2 separate regions of the Homo sapiens genome follow, and region 2 is linked to region 1. A link is a contact called in ENCODE Hi-C or POLR2A ChIA-PET data. All regions are on one chromosome and are shown on one strand. Each heading gives the region's core, a stretch centred on a gene start or an enhancer-like site at or near the end of the contact. The rest is flanking DNA. Distances are from core to core; before and after follow the strand shown.

Region 1 (7,018 bases), core at 1,743-4,242:
TTTCACTCTGTCCCCTCACTCTTCCAGACACATTTTAGAGTCAGCTTCTAGTTCTATGAAAAATCCTGTTGATGTTTTGCTTGGTATCATTGAATTTAGAGGTCAATTTGAGGAGATTTAGCTTTTTAAAATTTCTTTCATTCTGTTTTCCTTGCTCCTTTGACTAAATGCCTGGCTGCCTATATTGCTCTGCATCCAGATGTGGAGGAGCCAATGGCTCCTTATAAAGGTCTTCAATTACTAATTTCTGTTTTTCAGCCTTCTTCCTTACTCTGAATCAGTCCCAGAGATCAATTATCCTCTTTGCTACACCTTAGAGGTAATTTTTATTTTCTCATTGTATTAATCAGGGTTCTCTAGAGGGACAGAATTAATGGAATATATATGGAGTTTATTAAGTATTAACTCATATGATCACAAGGTCCCACAATAGGCCATCTGCAGGCTGAGGAGCAAGAAGAGTCAGTCCGAGTTCCAAAAAAAGAAGAACTTGGAGTCTGATGTTCGAGGGCAGGAAGCATCCAGCACAGGAGAAAGACGTAGGCTGAGAGGCTAGGCCGGTCTAACCTTTTCATGTTTTCCTGCCTGTTTTTTGCTGGCAGCTGATTAGATGGTGCCCATCCAGATTAAGGGTGGGTCTGCCTTCCCCAGCCCACTGACTCAAATGTTAATCTCCCCTTTCGCAACAACCTCACAGACACACCCAGGATTAATACTTTGCATCCTTCAATCCAATCAAGTTGACACTTGGTATTAACCATCATACTTGTTTATATCTTTAAAATTTTTCTATGATCAATAAGCATTATCATTGCAATAAAATGAACAAACAAAATGGTTATCTTGTTCCCTTAGTGCTAAATTCAAGTCCAGCAGTCAACTTTCTTAATAACTTCAACCCCAACAGGATCAGTGTATACCCAGCCAGTGCGCTCCCAGATCAATGGCAGACATTGGTAATCCAATCACACACATTTACCTCATGTACCATGTCATCAGAATCTTTCTCAACACAGCCACACAGACTGCCACTGCAAGTTGTGAGGAAAACATTTTTGCCATCCAGAACACAATGATCATTCACTCTTCCTCCTAGATCTATATTCTACAAATAATTCTAAAGGAGTCAGTTCAGGGTGCTGGAAAGAGCACTGCACATAGAACCAGATGCTCTAGTGTACAGGTCTGGCTCTGCCACACTCTAATAGAAGATTTTTTTCATGGGACAGACAGCCACTTCCCTCATCCTCAAGCTTCCTCTGCTGTGAAATCTGGAGGTCGACCTAAGGGCTCTATCTGCTGTAGCACCTGATGTGATTCTAAATTTCATTTTTTCCCCAGGCACTTAACGCAGGCAAGAAAACAAACAATGATAATAATGCCCCATATCAAGGGCCTCCTCTGTGTTAAGCATTGTGCTAAGCACTTTACCTGGATTATCATTCCATTTACTGCTCGTAATATTACATGATCGTACTGTTCTCCCCATTTTACAGATGAAAAAATTTAGAATTAGAGAAGGAAAGTACCTTGTCTGAGACCATCCAGCAAGTCAATGGATACAGATGTGAGCCGATATCTGACTATAGCAACTGCTGCCCATGCTCTGCCCACACCCCACATCTTTCCACTGCCTTCTGTTGCAAGCATCTGCCACGCTCCACTTGAGGGCTTTCTCTCACCCCAGTGAGGCAGGCCATTAGTCTCAGAAGCAGAGGAAGTTAATGCCCCTGGAAACAGCTCTCATATAATGACAGATGAGAGTTGGAGGATACATACCCCATCTCCCTTGCCTCTTGGTTGGGATGACTCTGAGGCTTATTTTTCCCCTTCCTTGTCTTGCTTCCTCTCTTCCCCTCCTTTGCTTCCTGGGACCATCTCTCCCCAAAATTTCTTGTACTCAGATTCTTCTTGCTGGGTATTTTTTCCTGGAACTTAAACCAAGACAACCTTGCACCATGCTAGGCTGCCATGAAAATTAGACAATAGTGTTCTAGAAAAATACATCAAAAAATTCGTTTTTCAGCTTCTACTGCATTCCCTTTGAGTTTGGAGCATAGAATCCAGTTATATCAGAGTCTGTATCCCTTGAGAGAGAAGAGTTAGGGACACTTGGGGTTTGTAGAGCTATAAAGGCCACGAGGCCTTAGAAAGTGGACCCCTGTGTTCTTGTTCTGCCTTCAGCCACTTCCCCACTCTGTGCTCACAGACAAGTATGGAAACTTGAATACCTACTTCTTCATTTGTAAACAGAAAGCTCTATGATTCTGACTCAGATTTTAGATCTTGAGCTCAAGATAATCCAGCACAGATTGGCTGATCTATAGTTAAGGCTGGAATGCATCACTTTATGCAGCTGACAACTTTGCATAATGGAAATAAAGACCCAGACACTGGCATGCAGGAAAAGGTGAAAACACAACGCTAAACAAGGAAATAAGATCGACAGAGATAAAGTGCTGGGCAGTCAGTCCTAGGTGAAAATGTTAATTGTAATGCAGCCTTTTGGAGAAAAATGGAATGTAAATCTCTCAAAATACAATGTGTCCAGAGCTAAATATGCAGCCATTATGATGATTTTCCAAGAACTGTCATATTCAATTGTAGCGCTGAGATGTTTCTTTTCAGCTACACAACGCTTTTACACAATTAATAATCTCTTTTTAGAATCAATATTATTTTTTAGTGGCAGAGGCATTACTGAATGCCATGTCCTCCAGCCCTGTCTTCGTGGTGGTTGTTTGTGGGACCAACTGTAATAATTCTTGTGATTTTATTCAAGGAATTTGGGAAGAGAAAAAGATTCCTCGTAGAGCTTGAAAACAAAGCAAAGAAATCATCCCATGTGACTTTCTCCCCTGAAGTTCTCTGTGACTCCCTGTCTGCCATCAAGCTTGGGCTTCGATGTTAATTTTTCCATCTGCTTTGGCTGCAGGTAATTTGGAGACACTGACGTCATCAGACCATCTGTTCAGTAAAACCACAGCGATGCTTTCCTCCTGAGTTGTTTATGCCTTGACAGCTACTTTGGGCTATTTTCAATATACTCAAAGCAGAGACTAAATTGTGGTCCAAACAGTCCCTTAGCATTGCATCTAAGTGTAAAAATTAAAGTTAATTATTTTTGTAATTGTAACAAAAAAATCAGATGCACACCGAGTTATGGAAACTACTGGTTAATCTCAAGACAAAGGAAAGCAGATAGTTTGCATCATGATTTTTTTCTTCCTGATGCCTTCTGACAGCCTCAGTTTGTCTAGTCTGACCATTCCAGTTATGCCTAGGGCCTGACACAGGATAGTGCCAAATAAATTTTGTAGGATGAATGACTGGTATTTCCTTTATCTAAGGCACTCTTGAATATAATCCATTTATATATATTCTTTCCAGTCAGCTGTCCTCCTGTGCCCAGGAAGAACTGGGAGTTAACTTTCACTTCCTCTTTAAGAGGAACTTGAGAGGGCTGCAGAGGAAATGGAGATTTCATCACTTCAAAATCTGTAGAGACCACATTACACGTTTTGGAGGGTCAGTACTGCCTCTAGAATAGAGTGGATTTTTTTTAAATTCCTACAATGTGAAACTGATAGCAAATATTAAACCAAAAGCAAAATGGATTTGGATTTTAATGCAAATCATGAAGACTGGATGTACTTCTTCAAATAAATCTTAACAGCAACAACATAATTTTAAATAAATAATTTTAATGTAAATCATGAAGACTAGATGTACTTCTTAAAATAAATCTTAAGAGAGACAACTTATAATTGACCTATATGAACATCATGTCTCAAGTGATTTTAAATTATAGTACTTTATGTGTGCTATGTTGCACAAGTATCCTGAGATCCCCTTGCATTGCCTGAATGCCAATTTTCATTTTCATATTTAAGAAAGAATATTCTTAAATTCATTTCTTATTTCTTGCTCCATTCTTATCCCTTCCTCCTTCTCTTCCTCACTACCTTCCCACACTAATTCATGCCTAAGTCTTGTTGAGTTTGCCTTCTAAAAATAGTTCTTGATTCCTCTCATTTTTATTTTCTTTCCTAGCATTATCTTAGATCAAGTTACATTCATCTCTCATCTGGAGGTCTCTGGTCTTTAAACATCCACTCTTGTCCTCTCTAATTTGTTTCCTACAAGTTACAATGTAAATTTGATCATACTATCCTCCTAAAGACCTTTAATGACATACCATTGTTTTTAGAGTGAAGATCACAATCCCTAATAAGCCCTCCAAGGCTGTGCAACATTGTCCCCTGACTGCATAGGGGACGTTTACATTCCTTCACATTGCTTCACATTCCTTCCTCCTCTGTACTTCAGATACTATGGAATTTTGTTTGCTTGTTTGTTTCTAGTCCTTCCAACAGGCCGGCTCCCTCTTGCCACAGGTCCTTCGCACATGATGTTTATTCTTCCTGGTCACTCTTCCCCTGGTTAAAGCCTACCTATTTTTCAGATCTCAATTCTTTTTAAGTTTCTCTTTAAAACTAATCTTCTAGACCAAGCCTGGTCCCTCTGCCTGCTTTCACCTTCTTTCTTGGTAACAGAAGCCCCAGTTTTTAACAGGGCACATGACTTAAAAGCCCCTATTACAGCTAAGTGTGGAGGTGTGACTAAACTACAGCCAAAGATTTGTAAGTGGAAGTGGTGTGTTCATTTTCCAGGACATGCCTTTCATTATACCTTTCTCCTTCCTCTGGCTGGAATACATGATGGCTGGAGACTAAGCCATTATCTTGGACCATGAAGTGGAAGCCACATGCTGGGGATAAGGAACAACAAGACAGAAGGAACCTGAGTCACTAACACTGTGGGACACAGTATCAACACTGGTCTACCTACAGTGACATGACAGAGAAGTAACCTTCTATCTTGTGTAACTCATCTTCATTTTAGTTTATTTCAACTTGTATCTGAATCTAATTCAAACTTATGCAGTGTGATTAATATGTCTCCCCCACCAAACCATAAGCTGGATGAGGGCAGGGACCATGTCTGGATGAACTTTATATTCCCACGACCCATCAGGAGGCCTTGTAGATACTCAAATAAATATTTGTAGAAAGGAAAAAAGGAAGGAAAGGAGAAAAGAAAAAATGCCTATACTTCCTAGAATTTAAGAAAATTTCAAGTGTATCTTTTATAGACAAAGTTGTAGTAAGATCTGCCAATCCAACCCACTGTCTCATTAGGCAAGGCTGAAAATTAATCTCCTGACACTCTGCAAAGCAGAGGGGGGAAGAAGGGAAGAGGAAGACTTGTACCTCATTCTAGTGGGATGAACAGCATATACAATAAACAGACACGTGAGCAGGGCAGTACAGTCAGCAGGGGCCAGGTCATGGGGGCCTTGTCAAGGACAAGGCAGATTTTACCCTGGTAGCAATGAAGGTATATCAAGGGGTTTTGTTTATTTTTTATGACATAACATATTTGAGAAATATTATAGTGGTTGCTGTGAGGAAGTTGGAGAGCAGGGAAGAGGTGCTGGAGACTATCCAATCAGTGTCAGGCTAAATAATGATGAAAATGAGTGCTTATGTTAATTGTTAGTACTGTTTATCAATGTCCAGACTCCTCTCCTTCAGGACATACAGCAGGATTGCACTTCTAGTCTTCCTTATGGTGTAGTGGTGCCATGTGATTAGTTCTAGGAAGTGAGTTGTAATCAGAAATGATGTCTGTCATCTCCAGGTTGAGAAATTCACTGCCAGAATGATCTCCTCCATAATGTTCTTGCCTTCTGCCTTGGCAACCGCCAATGTTCCTGACAGTGGATGCTCCATCTACCCGGGTCCCAGAATTAAGATGACACAGATCAGAGCTCCTAGCTAACACAAAGCAGACATGAGTGTGAGTGTAAGTCAATCTTTGTTCTTTGAAACCACTGAGATATTAGGGTTGCTTGTTACAGCATCACATATTAGCCTATTCTGACTGAGCAACGTCCACTTTTAGCAATGCTTTGAGCGTTGGCCACAAGATAAATCCACAAATGAGATAAAATAAAACATTTCAAGATTAATAAAACAGAATAGGATAAAGTTTTAAAATATTGTCCTCTCTGTTTTTGAAAATTAACAATTAAAATAACTTCATTTTCTTGACAAATCTTTGATGCCCACTTCTAGAAATGTTAGTAGAAACCCTGTTTGCCACCAAATTGATTAATTATTGAAGAGCAGTTCTAAAAATGGCATTGGTTAAAGCCATGCACTTCTTTCCATGTTCCATTGTGACTTTGAGTCTTCTGAATAACCTGACTCAAGTAATATGTATCAAGTACTCCTGAAATGCCAGTCAGTGTGTTGGATACAAACTCCTGAAATGCCAGTCAGTGTGTTGGATACAAACAAAAAAAAAACCACAAAGACCATGCCTTTCACGTGCTCATGGTCTGGAAGCAGAAATAAGCACATAAACAAAAAATTAGTTAATCCCTGTGACTCAGTTTTCTCATTATTAGATGAGGATAATTATAGTACCAGCCTCTTGAGTTGTTGTGAGGACTGAATGCAAAACAGAAACATATGATGTGCTTAATACATACTACACAAACAAACAAGTATGGAGTAATCAGGGCTATCATGAAGGAATTTGTAAAGTGTCACATGACTACCTGTAAGGGAGGAATTAATTACAGGATGGTGTGGGTAGCAAACCCTCCACATCCTACCAGTCTCATATCCCATCAGTCCAACTTAAGTTTCCCTAAAGCTGCAACGTGAATTTTCTATGCATGCTGACAGCTTCCCTCTTCAAGCCTGAGCCTTTCTGCTTCCATGCCTGAGGAAGAGCTTTCTGTGGCACAAGTGTGGGTCTTGCTCAGCTATGCTCAGGGCAGCCTGGAAGTGCTGGGGATTTACCAACCCCAGAAGCATTTCTTAACCAATGAGGGTTAGAGTTGGCAAACAAATACCCAGCTTCCCTGTTCCACAGTGGGACAATTCCAAGGCATATTCTGTGCCTTGGCCTTACCATTGTAGTGTACAACTGCCTGACTTCCAGC
Region 2 (7,018 bases), core at 2,487-4,986, 83 kb before region 1:
GATGCCATCTGAACAATTAACCAAATTAACTGTTTCAAAATAAAGCATAGATTATATTGAATAGAGTGATGAAATGAATTATGGAAAGAGAAAATGAAAGTGATGTTTTCATTTACTAGATTACTTAAGATGACAAACATAACGGCTTCTTCTCTAAAATCCAGTAATGAGCCTTTGTAAATAATCTCAAAAGTCGACCGTTATTTTCAATAAGCTAAGGAAAAGTAGAAAAGTCTGGTGATGATTTCCATGATTTATTTATCATCTCAAGGTATTTGTAAAAGGTTCTACAAAGCTGCTCACTCTGAATTTTAATCAACACTGTTAACATAACCAAAGAGTTCTTTTAGTATAGATCTGTGCATCTATTTTGGCAGAAAATATTGTTTTACAACAATTTCTTACTCAACACCACATTTACAAAACAGATGGAGTACCAAATAAATTATTTTAAATGAGGAATAAGATTCGGGTCAGCCTACAGTGTATTTCTGCATATGCCCTGCACTTTAGCAATAGTCCCCCTTTCTTTGCCCACCTTATAGCACATTTAGGCCATTATTCTCCCTCTGATTTAAGGATCTCCAACAAAGAGGGCTGTCAAGACTGTAATGAAGATGAAAGCTAGGAGAGAGGCACAGTTCAGAAGCCCAGCATTTCAACTAATACAACCCCATAAATACCGGCCTCAGTTCCCCAGGTAGCATTCACTCCCTGCTATTCCCTCAAGTCCCCAATTATCACCTTGCTTACTAATCTACTCCTGCCTCTACTCAGAGACCACCTGACTGCATTCATCCCTTATATTAAAAAAAATAAGGAAACCAAGGAAAGATGTCACTATTGCTTTTTCACATGGGCTTCTGCTTTAGCTTTTTATTCTTTTTTTTTTTAAACAAAAGTGAAACATAATTTCTGCCATTCACATGACAAAACTATCTGTGCAGTATTTGTTGCTTTATGAAATTTGATGTTAAAGACTTTGTTTTCTATTAGGATATTGTCCTGATGCTGGAAGTTATCTTTAGAAAATACCACAATACATTCCAAAAATCTTGATGCTTCAAGGCACCAATTCAAAGGGAAATATACCAAGTAGTTACCTATTTAAATATAGCATCCTCTCTTTCCTATAACCCAGTATTGATCAACTTTCAACACTACTTCCATAATTTTCGAAAGTTTTAAGAAAATGCAAAGTGAAAACAGAGGCAAGAAAAAGGAGTATGTCAAGCCTTCTTTGGAGGTACAATACAATGAACAAAATATGGGACTGGTAAATCCAAAACCAATTGTTTTATAAATTAACAGAACTCAGAGAAAACATGTACTTTCTCCATTCATTCAATAAGCAATTTATTGAGCTGCTACTACATTCCTGGCACTTTATATCTAGGGTTACACTGGTGAACAAGAAGCCAAATGCTTTCTTTACAAAGAAGAAAAATGACAAAATATCCTTAAAAGTTTCAGAATTCAACATAAGTATCAATATCATTTCTAAAATCAGTGATTTTTGAACATTAATCATTTCCCCCATGTGCTTCTAGAGCCTTCAATTAAGAAATGGTATCTATTGACAAGTTCCCAATTCCATATATCAGAAATACTAACAAATCATCCTTCTTGCTTATCGCCCAGTAATGTAAAATTAAAACAAATGTTTTTGTAATTCAGTAAGTTACACTATGAATCTCACTATGGACACTAATAAAGTTTGATTTTTTAATGCAAAAACAAGTATTCAAAACAATTAAAAGAAAGGGGTTAAAATTAGGTAGGCTGGTATCTTCTTTGGAATTTTCACCTCAAATTTTATTAACACCACAATGCAAAATCACCACAAATATTTTATGACAAATAAAAACAGAAATGTCACCTAACTCTGTCAATAGGATTGATTATCATGCACAGTTGAAAGCAACTTCCATGGAAACATAAGCTACAGAGTAAAAGAAAACGTAAGTCACTAAAAGCTATGTATGCAGCAAAAAGACACTTTACTTTCCTTAGTTTATCTCTACGTGTGTGCTGCAGGTAGTTAATACACTTCATCTCCAAACCCTTCAAATTGTGTCCTTGCCCAGACATAAACTGCGCAAACAGATGACAAAGGGAAATGCAGTTTCACAATTGCCTCTTACATAGAGTAGCAAGATGGTATATTTCACTAGATTACTGCATAAGTTGATAACACCATCAGACATTTTCACAGTACTTGGAAGATTTCTGTAGGTCCAATAAAATTTCAGATACCACCACTGCCAACTCTCTTTACTGTGGCACGTTCTGCCCTCCCACCAGTTATCAGCCACAGGAAGGGTGGGTGCAGCCTGTCAATTTGCTTTGCTGCTCCCTGTCCTGATAACTCCTTGATTTTCAGAAAGCAATGTTTTCATTTGCTCCAAACTTGAGCGAGCCGAATGAGCTGGTCTTGCCTAAGGCTCTGCTCTTCTTAGCTCATCAACTATTTTTTTTTGCACTTCATGTCATGAAAAATATTTTTACATTGCGAACCAAAATGTAACATTAGAATGAAACTAACACAAACTCGGGAGTTCCTAATATTACTTCTTGAGTTTAAAATGCTCAAAACAATCGCTGGCTTTCTTCCGCTAACACTGTGCAAGCAAAACCAAGCAAACTGCCCAAAAGAACTTCCACAGTACTCGAGGCCTGCCTACTGCAGCAAGGAAAAAGATTAAATCGTGTGGAACTGTAATCTCTGAGCTTTTGAGCCTAAGAAAGCGGAAATCTGCATTTATGTTCAGAAATCTACTCTATTTTTCTTTGTGACTGAGTGACCGGATATTAGGAGATTTTGCACCCTCGAAGTGTAAACATTTGTAAGAGCCAACTAACTGTATACGGATCAGAAGAACCCTATTAAATAATCTCTGTTCACCCTCTGTTCGCCGCCTGGGATTTTTAAGAAAATGTTCTCACATTTCACATAATCCCTATCTGTGTTTAAGATACAATAGAAATCTTACAGGGAGTCTGTTAACCAGACTAGGCTACACATAAGAGTATGCCCTACCCCGGCAGGTACAAGGCCCTAATGCCAGACCAATCCTGGAAGAGGTGACAGCCCCAAGTTCAACTGAGGATGTCTGAGCACAGCTCCCCCTGCACATTAGGGATCACCTCTCCATTCTTTCCACATGCCATTTGCATCCAATCCCCGCTCAACCACCCCAAGCACCCATGCTCCAGTGGTTCCTGTTAGCAGTGGGCTTCCTCCTTCCACCACCACTCCCCCAGGGAGAAAATAGAATCCAAGGACGGCTGAGGGTGGGCGATGAGCGCCCTTCTCCCACCTACCTTGATGATGCTGCTCCGGCGGGGCAGGCCGCCCGGCTTGCTCTCCCGGGGGAGGGTACAGACGACCGCGCTGGGGGTCGGGGCGAGCGCAACGCCGCGGGGTCCCCTGGTAGGGCTAGCCCGGGCTTCGTCCCCGGACACGCCGAGGCTGCAGTCTCCGTTGGAAACCCCGCCGCTGTCATAGCGCGCCCGCCCGTGGCCGAGGCGACCTCCCCCGCCACCGCCTTCCCCCACTCCGGCTTTCAGGGCGCCCTTGGCGCCGAGGGCCGGGCCCGGGGAGGTGGGCAGGGCCCCGCCGGCGGCGCCCCCCCGGCCGCACTCCGCCATGGGCGCCCCGCGACCCGCCTGCACAAAGCCGCGTCCTCGCGTCCCCGCGTCCCCGCCGCCGCCTCGGGCCGCCGCGCGCGGCCCCTCCTCCTCTCCTCCCGCCGCCGCCTCGGCCGCTTCTTCCGCTTTTTTTTTTTTTTAATTTAGATGTGATGTTTGTTTCGAGCTCTCGCCTTGCGCACGGTTAAAGTCGCGGCGGCAGAATTATCGGAAGATTCCTGCAGGGGAAAGAAGAGAGAGACGAGTCAGCTCCGGCGCCGGCGGAGCCCCGGCTCTCGGCACCTGGGGAAGGAAAACACGCCCCAACACACGCGCCTCTGCGGGCGCCAAAAATAACCCGCGCGGGCCGGGCGCCCACCCCGGGGCAACCCGCGCCCACCTCAGGGGCCCCAGGCACCCACCCCGAGGTAACGGGGCGCCCACGTCAGGGGCTCGGGGCGCGCTTCCCCGGGGCTCAGAGCAACTGGGGTCGGAGCACCCGCCACGCAGGAAAAGGCGCCCACCTCCGGCGAAGGGCGAGGGGAAGTGGCGGCCGCCCCGACACTCTCTGGACACGCGGAGGCGGCTCCCGAGGATCTCCCGGCCCCGGGCGGGCGGGGGGCGACGCGTGGGTCTCTCCGGACCCTAACTCCCCAGAGGCTGCCGCGTGCCGAGCTCTGTCACGTCCCCTCAGAGCCCCGTTAAGGCCCGCGGCGCCGAGAGGAAGCCCACGGCGGGCAGGGGCGGCCGGGTATGACAATCGCCGTGCGGCCCCGGGGCAGCTCCCGGAGGGGGCAGCCCAGACCCACCCCACCCGCCGGCTGCTGTCTCCTCCCGAGCTCGGCGCTGCCCCCTACAGGCCGCGTGGTCCCTCCTCGGTCGCCCCCTGACCCACCATGAGCCGCCTAGCTCCCTGTCGAGATTGCCGCCGTCGCGGCTGCTGTCACCGAGGCCGGGTCATCGGGCCGCGGGGACCTCAAAGCCGAGTGGACGGGAGCCCCAAGTCATTGCCTATCCTTCGCCTCCCCAGAGCTGCTGCAACTGTCAGTCACCCACCCGGAACCCCGAGGGGCAACTACCAAGTAGGCCTCGGGGCCCGGAACAAGGGTCCCGGGGCTCAGGATCTCGGCCGCTGCGCCTCACTCCTGCCCCAGCCCCGCGCACGGAACTCGTTTCCTTCCCACCCAGTTCGGGACACTCCTCTCTGACTTCCCCAGTAGGTCAGACTCATTTCATACACTGGGACCAATTCCTTTCCCTTGGGCTCCTGATTGATTCAACTAGTTGGAAGGATGCTGAGGCAGGGGTGAAGGCTGGGGTGGCTGGCAGGCTATGAGGGGCAGAGGACATCAGCAGAGCCTATTTCGTGCCCTCTGAGTCTCCACACACAGATTTATCATTGAGACCTTCCCGATTCCCCTACCAGGGATGCCGGCTGGCCCTGCCGGCCTGCGGGGCCCAGCCTAAGTCAGGCTCATCTTTTGGGACAGGATCTCACTTGCAGCGCTACAGCCAGTCCCTCTTCTGGTTCTCACGCACCCACTTAAGGCGGAGTGACTGGCCTAAAAGTCCAAGCTGATCGTGTGGCTTCCGTTCGTAAATATCTCCCCTGGATCTCCCTCCCTGGAGCCAGACAAGACTCAAAACTCCGAAGGGTGAGACCCCAGACCTTCCACCGCCACCCCACGCCCCAGGCCTGGGCCCACCCACCTCTCCATCCCAGGCTCCGTGGGCTCCAGCTTCCTACCCTCTCTGGCACCCCAGCCCTTCCCCAACTCGTGTGCTTTCATTTCCAGGAATGCAGTCCCCGCAGGGCGCAAAGGAGAAACTAATAGTCCAGAGGCGGGGTGAACTTAAAGACCTGGCTTTCATTAGCGTGGTGTTGTAACAGACTGCCAAGGAGCCTCTGAGGAAATGGATTTACGTACATATACATACTCGCCCTTGCCCCTGAAGCAACATCAAATACTTTCATGTTATTCTTGGGGGCGTTTTAATTCTTCCGATCCTCTGAATTCGTGTTTTTGTACATCTCTTTCCAACCTGGGCCTACACACTAACAGAAATAGTTTTTTACATCGAAGGACAATGCTTAGTGTTTTATTCAGTCTCAGCTCTTTTCTTTCTTTTTTCTCGTTGTGTTTCAAAATGTTTATTTTTTCTGTCTTGTGATAGTTTTGGAGGAAAAATATTGAAATAATTCAAATCAGGCTCTTAACTCTGCTTTATTAAATTTATAGTCATAGTAGCCTGTGAGTATGCTTCGGGGGAGGAAAAAAGAATGCTGGGGTCTTTATTCTTCAAGTTCTCTAAGTTTGATATTTTGAATAAACACCCAGAGGTGTCTCTGCCTTTTGTGTGTTAGTATCTAATCTTTCCTGCATTTACGAGTCACTAGTAAAATGCTATGAAAGCCATAGATCCCATGGCTCTCACTGTGATTTTCCTGGGCTGAGTAGGGACTTAGTGATGTTTAACCCCCAGTATGCTTTTTATAGAAGCACCAGCTGATTCACCAGTGCCCTCCAAAGTGAGCACCTATCCATCTCACTCTGGACTCCCAACAGGTCATACCAGGGAGCTTCGTTGAAATAGACTTGGCATTTAAATTAAAATGTTTCCCAAAGCATCTTGGCAGACCTGTAACTAATGATGCCAGAGGCCCAAGGCCTGTGCCAGGTTCCCTTTTATTCCCATAAGTGCTTGTCTCCCACAAGCCACTGGTCACACGCCTGCTGATGTTATAGAAGCACTTCTTCATCCCACAAACAGCCCAACTGTAGGTACCCTATCTCAGACATGGTGAAGGGAAGCAGCATGTTCCTCTGACATGTGCGATGCTTGGCTCCCAACAGGCTTTTTATAATAAGCTAAACTCAGATTTTTTCATCACAAATAGCGTAGTAAGTAATTGTTTTTCCTCATTCCTGCTTGTCTCTCTGCAGTCACTAAGTGGTTGCTGTCCATTCCTCATATTCCACAAGCAATATTATTGAAGAAATTGTAAATATTTTGCCAAAATTCTTGCTGAAGTGTTTTCATGGCATTGTGAAATTCGTAGTAGTTGGAGTTAGAAAAAGAGCCAAAATATCATAGTCATTCCTCAGCGAATATTGTCTAATGGTTCCCTCAGATTACATTTCAGAGCAGGGCAATAAAAGATAGGCAAGACATTAATAAAATGCCCATTCTAAATAGCTCCATGATGCTTATGCCAATTTATTTTGTCTGTATGCAAACGGTTGGATTCTGGTGAGTAACCTGCTCATATTTAAAGTAGATACCTTTAAAATCTCATTCTATCATGCCAGCAATACAAGGCTTTATCTCTTTTAAATTTTCTTCGTATTTCAATCCATCTCAGATTTTAATCATTGTCACTCTTCAT

The links. A loop is a pair of places that touch in the nucleus more often than their neighbours do. ChIA-PET counts read pairs that join two places held with the same protein, here RNA polymerase II (POLR2A). Pooled maps may share reads with other maps.
Region 2: a loop to region 1 is called in a map of CD14-positive monocyte, with 3 times the contacts of the local background. The contact joins the promoter of PLCL2 here to the enhancer-like site in region 1. A Hi-C loop is called at or near these places in 2 of 168 maps with a recorded cell type or tissue (CD14-positive monocyte and naive thymus-derived CD4-positive, alpha-beta T cell), 1 of 37 single-sample maps with no recorded cell type and 8 of 50 pooled maps. POLR2A ChIA-PET finds 5 or more read pairs at or near these places in 4 of 52 experiments (BJ, GM12878, activated CD8-positive, alpha-beta T cell and 1 more).

What each region holds. Positions count from the first base shown.
Region 1 is chr3:16,797,850-16,804,867 of GRCh38, reverse strand. No RefSeq gene overlaps it. Among named protein-coding and RNA genes, the nearest start is that of PLCL2UT, 77 kb to the right of the region's middle. Within about 2 kb of position 2,992, at least 2 of the 41 ENCODE cell types and tissues checked have a DNase peak (open chromatin) inside an H3K27ac peak, as active enhancers do; they include CD14-positive monocyte, where a contact is called at or near this core.
Region 2 is chr3:16,881,673-16,888,690 of GRCh38, reverse strand. PLCL2 (phospholipase C like 2) reads right to left here and starts at 3,736. Exons shown (of 6, transcript NM_001144382.2): 1 at 3,325-3,736. The coding sequence starts at 3,651. LOC105376972 (a long non-coding RNA gene) reads left to right here and starts at 4,349. Exons shown (of 3, transcript XR_002959616.2): 1 at 4,349-4,846; 2 at 5,121-5,285; 3 at 5,427-5,763. RefSeq lists enhancers at 2,886-3,385, 3,386-3,881, 4,884-5,592 and silencers at 3,374-3,703, 3,914-4,583.